3 separate regions of the Homo sapiens genome follow, and regions 1 and 2 are each linked to region 3. A link is a contact called in ENCODE Hi-C or POLR2A ChIA-PET data. All regions are on one chromosome and are shown on one strand. Each heading gives the region's core, a stretch centred on a gene start or an enhancer-like site at or near the end of the contact. The rest is flanking DNA. Distances are from core to core; before and after follow the strand shown.

Evidence for each region. A loop is a pair of places that touch in the nucleus more often than their neighbours do. ChIA-PET counts read pairs that join two places held with the same protein, here RNA polymerase II (POLR2A). Pooled maps may share reads with other maps.
Region 1: a loop to region 3 is called in a map of A673, with 2.0 times the contacts of the local background. The contact joins two enhancer-like sites. A Hi-C loop is called at or near these places in 4 of 168 maps with a recorded cell type or tissue (A673, PC-9, esophagus muscularis mucosa and 1 more), 1 of 37 single-sample maps with no recorded cell type and 1 of 50 pooled maps. POLR2A ChIA-PET finds 5 or more read pairs at or near these places in 5 of 52 experiments (MCF 10A, T-cell, WTC11 and 1 more).
Region 2: a loop to region 3 is called in a map of PC-9, with 3 times the contacts of the local background. The contact joins two enhancer-like sites. A Hi-C loop is called at or near these places in 1 of 168 maps with a recorded cell type or tissue (PC-9). POLR2A ChIA-PET finds 5 or more read pairs at or near these places in 5 of 52 experiments (A673, H1, Panc1 and 1 more).

The regions. Positions count from the first base shown.
Region 1 is chr11:46,098,554-46,101,813 of GRCh38, forward strand. The region is part of intron 1 of PHF21A (PHD finger protein 21A); the gene reads right to left. Among named protein-coding and RNA genes, the nearest start is that of PHF21A, 21 kb to the right of the region's middle. Within about 2 kb of position 1,471, at least 5 of the 41 ENCODE cell types and tissues checked have a DNase peak (open chromatin) inside an H3K27ac peak, as active enhancers do; they include A673, where a contact is called at or near this core.
Region 2 is chr11:45,992,124-45,995,209 of GRCh38, forward strand. The region is part of intron 6 of PHF21A (PHD finger protein 21A); the gene reads right to left. Among named protein-coding and RNA genes, the nearest start is that of LARGE2, 71 kb to the left of the region's middle. RefSeq lists a silencer at 1,663-1,844 and an enhancer at 2,285-2,830. Within about 2 kb of position 1,493, at least 9 of the 41 ENCODE cell types and tissues checked have a DNase peak (open chromatin) inside an H3K27ac peak, as active enhancers do.
Region 3 is chr11:46,049,042-46,052,258 of GRCh38, forward strand. The region is part of intron 6 of PHF21A (PHD finger protein 21A); the gene reads right to left. Among named protein-coding and RNA genes, the nearest start is that of PHF21A, 71 kb to the right of the region's middle. Within about 2 kb of position 1,355, at least 6 of the 41 ENCODE cell types and tissues checked have a DNase peak (open chromatin) inside an H3K27ac peak, as active enhancers do; they include A673, where a contact is called at or near this core.

The DNA of each region.
Region 1 (3,260 bases), core at 221-2,720, 50 kb after region 3:
TATTCACAAGCTTCCATAGCTCTCACGAAGCTGTTTTCTGAGTCTAATGATCATAACGAAAACTTCTTAATTATAGATCAGACTTAGTAAATCACTCCTTATCCCAAGACAACTCAAACTCTATCTTAATAATCAGTTAACCTCAGGACTAAAACTCTTGTCATTAACAACAAAAAAACAACTCAGGTATCTATAAGGCATTATAAAAGAGTTTGAGCTTATTTTGGTGTACAGGGATTTAAGGAAGTGCCTCCTATTAACACTAATGGGAGTTCTGGGTGTAAACCATAAGCACCAAGGAGGAGGATCAACGCCCAGCACTGCATCTGTGAGAACCCTTTCTATTGCACTAACTGTAACTACTGGGAGTTGTTCGCTCAGAAATGGGATAATAGACCCAAATTCCTATGTCTCTAAAGCACAAGATAATTCAAATAAAAGTCACTAAGAAAGGTCAATGCTAGATACCAGATTTTAAAAATAAACAAGAAGAAGTTAAACTAAAAGAACAACACATTAAGAAAATTTTATAAAATAGCATCAACATACACAGAAGAAATTAGTGAATTGCTAGAGAAAAATATCTCACACAAAAATAAATTCAACAAGATTAAAACAACCAAATTTTAAAAAATTAAAGCACAGTAAACCCAACTATAGCCAGAAGCTTATCCAGAGAAACACATGCACACAAAACAAAACTCAACTCCTCCCTGATGGAGCCCTCAGTATACTACAGTCCTTGCTTTAAACACAGAAGAAAACTCCTGCTGCATCGATAGCCAAGAATAATCAGAGTACTTCCAGATAAATGGACAGTGATCACAAGCTGCCGAGGATGAGCAAAACTAACTAAATAAAAATTATAGCACCTTATTGTGTTCCATCCTGCCTCACTTCTCAATATAGCACTGCTGTACTCACTAGGCTGGAAAATGAGCAGGTGCCTTTCAGGCTATAGAAAAATTAGACACACACACACACACACACACACACACACACACACACACCCTAAACACAAACACAAACACAAAGGGAATGATACTCTTTCACTTGAAGGGGCTTAAAAAATGCAAGGCTTTGCTGCAGGCCTAGAAAACTCAGAGTAGGCCTTACCGAAGAAGTGAGAAAAAAGCCAAGCTTTATTCCAAATCCACATTTCAAGCACTAAAAGAATTAACATTTATTTCAGTTAAAAGGTTTTGGCAACAATCCATTTTTTAAAAAGGAAAGAGAAATTAAGATTTTCCCTGTTTCCAGCCTGAAAGAAAATTAGAATCTCTTCTCTCTGACTATACAGGTTTAGCTCCACAACACAAATAAAAAAGAACCCTGACTTTAGGCCTAAAAACTAAAAATGGTTCCATACAATTTACATTTTTTAAAAAATCTTTGTAGTCCAACATATTGATCCTTTCTCACCACTGCTATCCTTAATGAACATTTATCTTTTTATCAGTACTTTGAAATGTCAATGAGAAGTGGAAACAGCTACAATACACTGGGAATTTTAACTTTTGAAACAAAAACCACAAAGAAACAGGAGTCTGAAACATGCCTCAATCACGCTGATAAGTAAGTAGTCCTAAAACTTGAAAGTGAAAGCAATACAGACCTCAAAAAGAAGTTGTTTGCTTGATATTAATGCTAGCCTTTAAGACCAAAAATATGTTATGTTACAGAAGACTGAAATCAGGGCTTCCATTAACCTTGTTTAAAAAAAAAAAAATCCCATGAGCATGGACTTTTTTCCTAAGTCTCTTCATCAGAGCAGCATGGGGTCCCATTAGGCACCCTATTTTACTTCCACCTTATAAATAACGTTAGCTATTTGCTATTTCCATGGAAACCAAGTAGAGAGAAACCCACTTAAATGAATACCGGTTAAAAGAATAAGTTTTATTTTAGAAAGGTTTTGCTGCTATAGGCGAACTCTTCTGGGGAATACCACAAAGTCTTCTTAAGTATAATTTTTAAAATATATATCTTTGGTGTAGAGGGAACTTATTAAAGGTCCTGTTAAGTAAGTATACTCCTTGCACTAAATGATAGATGCCAAATAACATCATAACATTAAAGACACATTTTCAATGCACAGGGGTTTACATGCACAACTTTCACTGACTATGCTTCCCCATGCATTGAGATGGAATAATTACACCTGTGGGTCTAATTTAAACTAATGCAACCAAATAAATTCAGAAATAAGTCTACCATTACCTTGTAGTGACTCCTAATGAACACGCCCCACAACTGCAGACATATGTACAACTTACAGTGCAAAGAAGAGCAAACAAGGGAGCACATAGCAAGTTTCTAACCACTGTTACCACGTCTAAAGATAGCAGGTAGTCAAAAGTCCCTCCTTGACAAACCATTTTATAAGTGAAACAAGCATTCCTTAACCAATACACACATTTGGGTTAAATAGAAATAGAATATGCACAAGAAGGAAGTGCGGAACAAGACTTGTGACCTGCAACTTTAAGCTGACTTATATATTGTCCTGCTTATGCTAAGAAATGGTGGTCCATACAACCATCACAGACAGGAAAGTGTACATAAAATAAAATGCAACTCCTAAGAACACAAGCTCAAAACTAATAATCTCAGAACTTCTAAAAGCAGGAGTAAGAAAAGCTAAAATCTGTCCAGCAGGCATCGTTCTTCACTAAGTTAGTGGTGGCTCAGACATCTTCAGTAAGTTAAAAGACAAATGAAAATATTATCCTAAAAGGGATTACCAGTATTAAACTAACAATGTATGAAAAGAACATTCTCATACACATTTTTCCTTTGAGTATACCAATGTATCTAACTGTAGTGCATGTTTTGAAAACACAAAGTTACTTTCCTGTTATGTTTTACACACTATAAATAAAGATTGGCAAAATGCTGGTAATTGTTAGTTAGGGAATAGGTACGTGGGGTTATATTATTCACTCTATTTTTATAAATGTTTTTAAATTTCCATAAGAAGAAGTTATTTAAAATCCTATAAAGGCTCTTGTCTCAAATGTTTTTCTCTAAGTATAATTAAATAATAGATGAAATGCCTGGTATAGATCTTAGAAGCTACTGAACTGATTGACTGATTGAGACAGTGTCTCGCTTTGTTGCCCAGGCTGGAGTGCAGTGGCATGGCACAATCACAGCCTCGCAGCCTCGACCTACCAGGCTTAATCAATCCACCCAACTCAGCCTCCCTAATAGCTGGGACTACAGGCACATGCCACCACACTCGGCTAATTTTTGTATTT
Region 2 (3,086 bases), core at 243-2,742, 57 kb before region 3:
AAACAAAGTATCTTTGCTGATAGATAAAGCCCATGGGCCACCAGTTTTCAACCCTCAGACGGTAATTACACTCACTGAACTGTAACTACTAGGAAAGTGGAATTAGACATTACTTAGAAAATTTTTCAGCCCGGCATGGTGGCTCATGCTTGTAATCCTAGCACTTTGGGAGGCTGAGGCGGGCAGATCATGAGGTCAGGAGATCAAGACCATCCTGGCTAACATGGTGAAACCCCGTCTATACTAAAAATACAAAAAAAAAAAAAATTAGCCAGGCATGGTGGCGGGCGCCTGTAGTCCCAGCTACTCGGGAGGCTGAGGCAGGAGAATGGCGTGAACCCAGGAGGCAGAGCTTGCAGTGAGCTGAGATCGCGCCACTGCACTCCAGCCTGAGCGCTGGGTGACAGAGCGAGACTCCGTCTCAAAAAAGAAAATTTTTTGACATCACAAGGTGAACCAAAAATGATTTTAGATAACCAGAAAATTCAAATGGCCTTCTGACTAATCAAAATTTTATCATAATGGAAGAGCTGGGATGTGACTTTAGTGGGAAAATGCATAGACAAAAGGCAAGTTATATGAATGAGTTCTGAGAATATGCTAAGATAAAATATCTGAAGACACAGGGAAACACACAACTATATACAAAATATAACAGTGGAAATGAAAATGGTAGTAATACGTTTCATAATGGTGCCTACTTTATCAAAACAGCTTAAAGTACCTTACATATAATTTAACCCCTGTCACATAAGACTGACACAAGGATAAACTGAAATCCGTTCCTCTACCACTGAACCGCAGCTACCTCAAGTGGTGGAGAAAGCAGTTGTTTAAAGAGCTGTAGAGTAGAGGTCAGAAAACTGAAAACTACCTTGCTGAAGCTATCTAGGGAATTACAGTAAGCAAAATGTAATAATCTCACTTGGAATCCAACCAGAACACTGAAACTAACATCTTTTACATTTAACTGGTTCTCATTTCTGAGTACTCTGATTTTTCAAAATCATTTAATTTACATGATTAAGAAAAAACAATTCATGTTATAAACATACGACTATTTAATAATTTTTCAAGAATCTTACTTTCTGAGTAGACCCTAAATGAAAAATGATGGTACTATTTTCCACAAATATTTCCCTAATGATGTGATTTTTCTGTGTGCTTGTGTGTATAAGTAATCACATATTTACACAGCACTTTACGATTGTAAATTTTGAAACCCTCTTATCAAATAAGACTCTCAGAACTGTGCAGGGCTAATTATGTTAACTGTCATTGATTCAGATGGGGAGAGTGAGGCACATGGTGATGGGTGACCAATCAAAAGTTACACAGTTCTGTGATAGTAAAACTGGGACTAGAATATGGAATCCCTGCCCTCTGGAAAACTAGTTTGAATGAAGCTCTGTTCACTAACAAAAAGCTGGAGCTCATTTTTCTGAGCCAACTTTTCTGGGGCTCACAGGAGGTTGGGTGGCATCCAAGCAGACTGACTGAATGCAGAGTACACTAGTATGGGGAGCTGGGCCAACAGGGAGAGATGTCCCTTTCTGGTCATATTCTCTAGATACAGTCAACTGCCAGGAAACAGAGTCAGGCTGTTGAGATCCAAGGAAGTAGAGTAACCTACACAATAAATTGAAAGGGCCAAGCAGGAGAGGAGCCAGTGGATGCAGTGATGCTGGGAAACGGGACGGTCAGAGATGAGGCTCGGGCAGCTGGCGAGATAGCTCTGGAGCCTGTTACACCGACAGTGCCTATCTGAGATGAATTTCCTAGAAACTGCTCTAAGTACTTGGAAAGGCTGGGAACGTTCCTAAAGGGACTGGGCAGGGCTAGATAACTTGCTTCAAAGTGCCAGGGAGACTGTACTTCTGTCATCCAAGACAGTCTCTTTGGCAGGGCAGCTGAGCAGGGATAAATGCTGGAGCCAACCCAACAAGAATGATATACTTCCTCGTCTACATAGTATGATGGACAATTTTAAGATTCTGTTGCTAACCTTACAGCCTCAAGCCAAAAACTTCAATTCTGGAATAATGACTTCAATTTTAAAAATGGAATGGACACTGGCAACATTTAGACTGGGTAAAGTGTTGGGCTCTGGTGGGTTTTTAAAGTAAATCATAGCAAACTTTACTTACCATCCACTAAAGCTGGATTTAAAAATTTGATTCACTAACAGATTTATCTTACTGCCATAAAAATTATGTAGCTATTTGTCTTTTGAAATAGAGCTCAGATAATCAAAACCCATATGCAAAGGGGCTGCGGAAATACCATTACAAACCACACAGAGAGGTTTTAAAACCAGCCTCCCTGCTTTCAGAGCTGCTACTAGGAATCCTGGCTGCCCCTCCTCCACGTATCAGGCAAGACCAGGGCTCAGTCAGTAAGACTGCTGTGTAAGTGACGCAGCCATCACTTCTGCTTAGTCTCCACAGGCCTAATGTATGTGATGCTGAATTTACTTATCTCAGTAGGCAGCACAGCCTCACCAAGAGTGGTTATGTTTTAGGCTTTGTAAGAACAAGATGTCAGGGGTTTTGCTGTTGCATCATTCTGCAACACCTTATTTCAACTCTGTGCTGAGCTGGCAAAAGCTCTAAATCAACCCAGCTCTGCAACCCAGCTCGCTTAGCTTACCCTTCAGATGTTCCAGTAGTAGGACGACTTTGCAATATTCACTGGCAACGTGACACACTAGTAACAGTTTGTCTAGTCATCACACGCTTTGAATGTCTCCCTGGTATTTCTCTGTCCTTGTCCCTCTGTGCTGCATTTTCCTTACTAAATATTTCTGATAATATTTTCAACCAAAGGACGTAAGAATCTAACTCCATCTTGAGCCCACAGAAATGTGTATAATCTCTGTGCTATATGCAGACCTGGGAGAAAGACCTAATTGTCAGACTGTACCTAAGCGTCCTAGAGTCTACTCTGCTTAGATGTTGAGAATGAGAAGAGACAATTATTTCCATCCCCTTTATAAGAATACAGCTGATTTCAGGTTGGCTGCTAAGGCAAGTGTGATAGGCTTGCTTGGAGAAAGCATGGATATTTGTTGTCTGATGGGATACAGT
Region 3 (3,217 bases), core at 105-2,604:
GACAGCTTGTGTTACTGACAACAGGGATGACAATGCTTCACACCAAGTTTTAGAAAGGAGAGATTATCATTGTTGGGGCATTTTCCTCCTTTTCTCCCCACTTGCCTAGGCCTGGTCCAGGCCAAGGCAATATAAACAGCTTTTTACACACAAACTAATGTTGTTCCCATCTCTAAGAGAAAGTAATACAGAACTGTCAGAGCCAGGCTTTAAAAAGTCCTCTATCATTTCTCAAATCCTGATAGTAAGGTATGTTGTCCTTCTGAGTCTCCATAATTGCTGTATAAAAGTTATGAAATTTCTTATGCCCTCACCATTCCTTTTGATCCATTAGGTTGAACCCGGCCCAAATACATACGTTCAGTAGGTCAAGCATAGGCTAGCTTCAACACAGTGTATTCCTGTACAGTGGCATCTGCAAGCCAAATAGAACTGGTAGAGGGAAACAGATGGCTTCTAAAAGGGGAAGAGAAGAAAAACAGAAGGTCAGGTAGAAGAGGGTGTGGCGGGGGAAGGAGGGATAGAAAGAGGATAGGAGAAAGGAGAAGCATATTTCTGGTTTTGCTCTTCCCACCTGTCACAGCACTCTCCTTGCTGGTTGCCAGCATGCTCCCTTGCAAACACAGCTGCAAGTGACAAAGAGCAGCCGCTGTCCTACTCAGGGGGTCCCCTCCACGTTCCATATTGTAAACTATACTGAAATGCCAATTGCATACAAGAAAGGGAATTACACACCCATTAGAGTCACGAATAGCAAACTGCTGTCTATATCCAACAAATTAGCACTGAGAACCATAGGTTCCTAAAAACAACGTTAAGACTATCCAGCAAACAGTAAAAAGCAACAGAATCAAGAGATTAAGTACTAAAAAATGTGGCTTATTTTAATTTTGTATATTTGTCAGACCTGTGATTAACTCAATCAAAGTAGGACCATATTCTATCATATATTTCATGTAGTCACCACATGTTCAATTTGCTGTAGGGCTCTGCTCTTATGCAATTAAAAGAAAATTAGCAAGTCTTTCCCCAGCAGAGTTAGCGATTGCCACTAGGGATTGCCACTGAAAGGAAATGCTTCACGCCAAGTTTTAGAAAGAAGAGATACTAGCTGTTGGGACATTTGCCTCCTTTTTTCCCCCCTTAATTTGGCCTAGGCCAAAGCTACAGTAAAGGGAACATAAGCAGCTTTTTTACACACAGACTAATGTTGCCAGCAGCATTCCAGTGTCCTTGCTCACGGCAGGAGAAAGGCATAGGGACTAATACCACTGGGTCTTGTTGAAGAAAAGTGGCCGGCTTACTTTGATCAACTGAGTGGTGTGCTGATCAGTGTGATTTCCCTGTTCTGCTGACTGTGAGCATGTTGGGGAGAGCAGGAGAGCTGGCTTTTGAGAGGCCCATGCAGGGAGGCAAATTCCATAGCTGCCGAATCACAGAAAGCAACAAGAAATAAAAGAGGGCTGAACTGGAAGCAGACACCTTAATTCTGCCAGCATGTTACTTACTGATATAAGCATCTCTGGGAGGGGAATGAAGTAGGTACTTCTATAATTTTAATTCATCAATTGCAGTACTATACATAAAACTATTAAGCACAATGTTCAAGAGCATAGTCCAAGATCCTGAAACTATAATTTACAATTTTTAATTACTTCAATTTGATGGAGAAGAGAAAGAATGGGAATTAATAAGATTTTTAAAAATTAAAATTGAGGAAACAGGAACACATCAGCCTATGTGGCTCTTGGCATTGTTCGAGACAAAGGAAGTATGTCCAGCAACTGAGTATGTGTGCAGGACTACAGCTATGGCATACACCCCTCTCTACTATTTGCCAGAGAGGCAGCTGCTGGATTAACATGAGTTAATCTGCTTGTATGCTACACAGATTTTTTTCTAGTAAATTGCAAAAATTTACCTAAAGATAAATATAGCAGTCTCCGAGTTCTCTGTGCCATTCAGCTGCTGCTGAGAAACACTTCTGTTATCTTAAATTTCATCAGCAGATTGTACTCCTTCCTGGGAAACAGCAGCAAAAAGTAGCTTTCTAAAAGCATAGTTAGTCTCTCTGAGGTAAAATACACCACATTTAAATGGCTTCTTCCAAAAAGGATAACTTTCCACCTTTCAAGTTTTAATTCTTGATAAATAAAGTATGTGGTTTCTTATACTAGATCTAATCATTGCTGCTTTAAAGAGTAAATAGTCAATTGCAAATTGAGCAAATTGCTTTGGCTATCCTAGTACCAGAAATGAAATGGATTAGGTCAGCAGGTGGCATGTCATTTCAGTGCTGCCTGGGGGCCCAAAATACAGTTAGGTCATTTTTATTCTTGTGACAGCCGGAATGAAAACCAGAGCATTTACCATTACCTCCCACCTCCATTCTCATACCATCTTGGGCACAAAAGAGTTTACTAGGCCTTCATTTCCAGTGTCCAGACTCCTTCTGGGGCCTCGAGAGATAAATGGGTTGAAATTGCCTAAGGAAACCTCAAACAGAGTACTCTAACTTTGGTCTTCAGAAACACAAAGCTTCTTGTCTACACAAGAAAAACTGAGTTCTCATTAACCAGCTGTTTTTAAGCATGCCAATGTGCAATTCCATTCTGTAGTACTTTCCTTGAAGGAAGAGAATGGTCATCATGCCTCAACTCAAGGGGGTGAGGACACTGGTCTCTGCTACCACGAAGGAAGATATTAGAGGAAGACAAAGGATTGGATGAAGGAATGGACTTAAGCTAAGAAGCAGAAACAAAGGTGATGGGGGTGGGGAAACATGCAGAAGAAGAAAAGATAAACTGGGACAAAAATTCTTCTGTACAGAAACCAGGAGCCTCTTGCAATGGTTGGAACAGTTAAAATATCCAAAAATAGCTTTTCTATCAAGCCTTCTTTCCCCCATATGTGTTTCAAACTACTAGTAGAATTCCAAATATAAGGTAGCCTCCCAAAGTTTACTCCTATGAAAACAGTCAAAGGAATAGTCAATAGTCAAGGTTGAGATGATCCAGGAGTAGCATATGACCCAGGCCTAATGAGGGGACTCCAGTTCCCTGGCCACAAAAGGATGACTGATTCAAGAATGGACCTAAAACTTGTGCCCATGCTCTATGCTGGTACTTCCAGGAAAAAACAAACAAATAAAAAAAACTTTCCCTCTTCAATGGAGTTGATTAAATGGCAGGCTGTAAACCTAGAGCTGCCAGAGGCA